2 separate regions of the Homo sapiens genome follow, and region 2 is linked to region 1. A link is an interaction called in ENCODE POLR2A ChIA-PET data of the cell type or tissue named here. Cell type or tissue: PC-9. All regions are shown on one strand.

What was found. ChIA-PET counts read pairs that join two places held together with the same protein. Peaks named below come from ENCODE experiments on the same cell type or tissue, not always from the same donor. Only the 100,000 strongest peaks of a DNase experiment are listed, where the experiment ranks them.
Region 2: POLR2A ChIA-PET joins it to region 1 with 7 read pairs; 3 of 35 experiments call an interaction of 5 or more read pairs at or near these places.

What each region holds. Positions count from the first base shown.
Region 1 is chr20:38,299,045-38,301,544 of GRCh38, reverse strand. No RefSeq gene overlaps it. Among named protein-coding and RNA genes, the nearest start is that of BPI, 3.9 kb to the left of the region's middle. In PC-9, no CTCF peak of the experiment used is centred here; a DNase peak (open chromatin) is centred at 1,364; H3K27ac peaks cover 391 bases.
Region 2 is chr20:38,047,961-38,050,460 of GRCh38, reverse strand. It overlaps RPRD1B (regulation of nuclear pre-mRNA domain containing 1B), which reads right to left. Exons shown (of 7, transcript NM_021215.4): 3 at 1,980-2,113. Among named protein-coding and RNA genes, the nearest start is that of RPRD1B, 15 kb to the right of the region's middle. In PC-9, no CTCF peak of the experiment used is centred here; no DNase peak of the experiment used is centred here; H3K27ac peaks cover 331 bases.

The DNA of each region.
Region 1 (2,500 bases):
CCCGATGTCTCATGCCCAGCCACATCTAGATGAGCCACATCAGTGACTTTCCACAGTCTCCTTGTCAGCACTGCTGCTGGCCATGGGGCTGCCCCACTGCTTCAGATCTGACCCCGTATCCTGTATCAGTAACAGTGTCTTCAACCCAAGTATCAGAAACCATCAACTCACATTGCTTCAACGATAAACAAATTTATTATGGCAGAGAGGAAGTCCAGAGGGAGGAGGACAGGTTTGAGATTCTGATTGATTCAGCAACTGACCGACATCTGCAGGATCATCTTTCCATCTCTCTGCTCTCCCATCCCCGTGTCTCAGATTTGCTCTTACACTGGCTTCTTTCATGGTTGCAAGATGGCCGCAGCAGCTCCAGCCATCCCATCTAAACAGACTTTCCCCAAATATCCTTTTCCTCTTCCTCCTCCTCCTGCTTTTTGTTTTTTTCTTTTCCCTAAAATTATTATAAAATATTTCAAACCTAAGAAAAGAATAGACCACATAGGTTTATAAAACCTTAACATTCTGCCATATTTGCTTCCTAGAGTTCCTTTTAGTTCTAGGAATTTTGATACATGTATAGCTATGTGTTGTAACCAGGACCACAATCAGGATATAGAAGAATCCTGTCATCCCCCAAAACTCTTCTCCTGCTATTTCAATTTGATGCAGCTTAAATCATAGGGAAAATATATTCTTCTCAGTAGAAATTCACAGATGGGGTGGATCAAGAGTTGGTCAGTTCAAGGGCTGGATCTGTCTATTTTCCTGCTCTTCCGTCCTTAGGCTGACGACTTTTTCCAGAAGAAAGTGAATTGGGTTTAGAGCCAGGCAGTCCTGGGTTCATAGTCCCAGCCATGCTACCCTATTCTGTGAGCCTGGCCAAGTTCCTCCACCTTTCTGAAATTGGGGTTCCTCATTTAAAGATGAGGAAACAGTGCTCATCATGGCAGTTGTTCCTGAGGATGAAATGAGATAATAGGTGTGAATCGATTTGCACAGAGAAGGTGCTCAGTAAATAATCGTAAGTCAACCTTCATCACTAGCTGGCTGGAGAGCCTCAGAGCCCCCAGGAAAACAAGCCAGGGGCACTGGAAACTGAGCTCTTGGCCCTCTGGCCTCTGGGTTTGGACTGGATAGGGGCAAAGATAGAGGAATCTGTGGCTTACATTGCCTCTGTGAGCCTTCCACTCCGCCAGGGGCTTGGAGGAGAAGCAGCCACTCCCTGCCTTATGTGAGCCCCCGCAGCACAGCAAGGCTGTTAAGGGCATGGTTTGGAACCTGACAAACCTGGGCCCAGATCCCAGCTCTGCCACTTCCTCGCTCTGTGACTGTGAGCTTGCTGCTTAAACTTGCTGAACCTGTTTCCTCGTTTGTCCCCACGCTCCATCCTCAGGCACAGGTCTTGCCTGGGTTTAACATGAGGTCACCTCTGTGGTCACCTGAGGCCCTGTACTCTCCCTCCCCTCAGCTCTGATTTTCTAGCCCTTTCCCTCCCTCACCCACCAGGGTCCCCCTTCCTCTGTGTGTCCGGCTTCCAGGCTATGCTGCCAGCCATTCTTTCATCCTGAGAGGGGGTTGCAGGTGAAGGAGGAGCTTGTGGTAGATGCTGGAGGGTGAAGGGGAGGAGAGAAGCAGGCCCACCTGGAGATCCAGCCTCAAGGTGCAGTGTGGAAAAGACAATCAGGCCAGCATGGTGGGAGGCCGAGGTGGGCAGATCGCTTGAGTCCAGGAGTTTGAGACCAGCCTGGGCAACATGGCGAAACCCCGTCTCTACAAAAAATACAAAAATTAGCCAGCATGGTAGCCCACGCCTGTAGTCCCAGCTGCTTGGGAGGTTGAGGTGGGAGCATCACTTGAGCCTGGGAGGCGGAGTTTGCAGTGAGCTGTGATCTGCACTCCAGCCTGGGTGACAGAGCGAGACTCTGTCTCAAAAAAAAAAAAAAAAAAAAAAGAGAATCAGACATTTTGTACAATTTGTATTAATTTTGTATTATGGCATAAACTCTTAAGAGGGTGTCTCCCCTGCTTTGTTATGCTAAAAAACACTGTCTGTCTCCTTCCCAGCTTCACGTCTCATAAAAGGGCTCCTTTGAGTAATCTGGTCAGAAAGATATGAGCCTCCAAGGGGCACAGGGTAGGGGCTGAGCTTCCTCATTATTATTAATACTAATATTAATTATTATTATCACAGCAATCCCAGAGTGGGACACAAGATTTACTCAATAGTGAATAAATTAAAAGAAGAGTCAGAGCATAGTTCTAGACCCTAAGTGCTTGGAGACTAAGGACAAGCTCAGTCTGGCCTGGCAAACCCCCAACGCTTCCGGGGGGAGGCATCTGCATCGGTGCCTGGGGGCTGATGGAAGGAGGGTGGTTTCTCAGACTGAAGGCCTGAGCCCTGCACAAAGGGCAGTTTCTGGGACAAGCTGAAGGCTGAGAGAAAGGAAAACAAGATAGAGCAGCTCTCCAGGGGTGGGTGGAAGGGAGGGTGCCTCTCTGG
Region 2 (2,500 bases), 250 kb after region 1:
AATGCTGAGTAATTCCCCAAAGCTGTACTGAAGACCTCCAAAGGACACAATAAAAACACCAGAATCCAAAGCAGGAAACATCTTGCTTTTCAGAAGCTACCAATCACCTGAGTGATCCTAAAATTATCTTCTAGCAACACCAAGTAAAACAACAATGACCTGCAGTCTGAAAGCACTTATGTCATTCACAGAAAGCCTCTAACCTTTGGTTTCACAGGAAAGTTACCCACTGCAAAATGCAAATAATTCCAGACCTGGAAAGGATCATGAAGGGTACACAAAAGGGTTACTCAGTGAAGGATACTGTCACACATGCTAATCATGACTAGGTTCTATAGCAGATGCATGTATAAAGTACCAGAGAACAAGGAGGGAATGACCACATGGGCCCAGACAAGCCAGGGAAGATGTCAGAATGAGAGTTGCATTCTTGGAGAATGAGTTCATCACACAGTGAAAGCGGTAGAAGGACATCAAGTAGAGGTAACAGCAGATGGAAAGGAAGCAGTGCCAACAGAGCATCCAGAGGGTAAACTGTCGGCAATTCAGTTTGGCCAAAGAATACAGTGTAAGTGAGGAAGTGGCAGGAGAAGAATCTGGAAAAACAGGCTAGTTCAGATAGAAAGGGTCTTCAATACTATCAGTACTTGGACTCGATCCTCCAGGAAACATGTATGCAGGCAGATCAGATCTGTAGCTAAGAAACATGTCATGCCAACTAGAATTAAACCACAACTAACCAGAAGCCAAGTAACTAAACAACATTTGATCTTACTCTTTAAAGAAAAAAATAGGCCAGGTGAGGTGGCTCACGCCTATAATATCAGCACTTTGGGAGGCTGAGGCGGGTGGATCACGAGGTCAGGAGTTCAAGACCAGCCTGGCCAAGATGGTGAAACCCTGTCTCTACCAAAAATACAAAAATTAGCTGGGCATGGTGGCAGGTGCCTGTAATTCCAGCTACTCGGGAGGCTGAGGCAAAGAACTGCTTGAACCCGGGAGGCGGAGGTTGCAGTGAGCTGAGATCATACCACCGCACTCCAGCCCAGGTAACAAAGCAAGACTCTGTCTCAAAAAAAAAAAAAAAAAAAAAGAAAAAAAGAAAGAAAAAAGAAAAAATAATATAAGCTCTTATTAAGGGCTTTGCAAAATTCACACACAGATGCACTTCCTAAAGATATCCTGGGTTCAGTAAAGATCAAAATCAGTTTTAAGCTGGGCGCAGTGACTCACACCTGTAATCCAGCACTTTGGGAGGCCGAGGCGGGCAGATCACTTGAGGTCAGGAGTTTGAGACCAGCCTGGCAAACATGGTGAAACCCCGTCTCTTCTAAAAATACAAAAATTAGCCGGGTGTTGTGGCAGGTGCCTGAATCTCAGCTACTCAGGAGGCTGGGGCAGGAGAATGGCTCGAACCCAGGAGGCGGAGGTTGCAGTGAGCCGAGATCACGCCACTGCACTCCAGCCTGGATGACAGGGTGAGACTCTGTCTCCAAAACAAACAAACAATCAACTTTAGACAGACACCATGCTGACAATCCTAAGGATATGTTTCAAAAGCACATCTACATTTAATTAAATCAAGTTCTTAAAAAGCTAAGAAACTTATCCAAGGTCCTATTGTAGTTAATGGCAGAGCAAGGACAAAATCTTAGTCCAGGCTACTTCCTAGTTCACCACAACTCTGAACAACTTTGTTGTTCCTTTCCTTGTGCAAGGAAAGTCTCTGAAAGACAGAAGCAAGCCAAGGAGAACAGAGAGCAAAAGTCAGGGTGTGAGAGGATGAATAGCATGAATACTAGAACCAGGCTTACACGCTGTGAGCACTACATAAATTCTCACCATCATTCATGATCATCTGTCTCTCTGAAGAATCATAAAATCGCTGGTGGTTCACAGCAAACCCCACTGCAGCTTTTCATATTTGATTCGAAAGTAGGCAAAGACCAAGAGCTGTAAACATGTGGTGATGTTTCTACCTTTGGGGGGAGGGCTCTTGGAGTCCTCCATAGACAGCTTCAGCTGCTGTATGAACTCGCCGCCATACACACTTCGTTCTTGCCAGATGTTCAGCAATCTTTCTAAAGGTTTTTTACAGCCTTCATCTGCCTCTCTGCCCAGAAAAGATGAAAAGATATATATAAGCTTAAGATTTTTTGCTTTTAATTAGGACAGACCTACTTAAAAAAAAAAGAAATCAACAACTGACTAAATGATTTACACATTTAAAACCAAATAAGGTACATATTGTAATACCTGGATACCCAAAACTTGACCACAAACTACATTCTTCGTGCAGTGGGAGGGATCATGCCATAATTGAAATCAAATAGGACCAAAAGTCAATGGCCAATTTTTACAGACAGAAAATTATCAAAACTCCATCTTATCAGTTGTGATAGCTTGCTTTTTAAGAAGACGTTAATTAAAATGCCAGACATTCTGCTGGAAATTAAAAGTGGATCAGAACTCTTAAAGATAGAAAAATGATTTTAAAAAA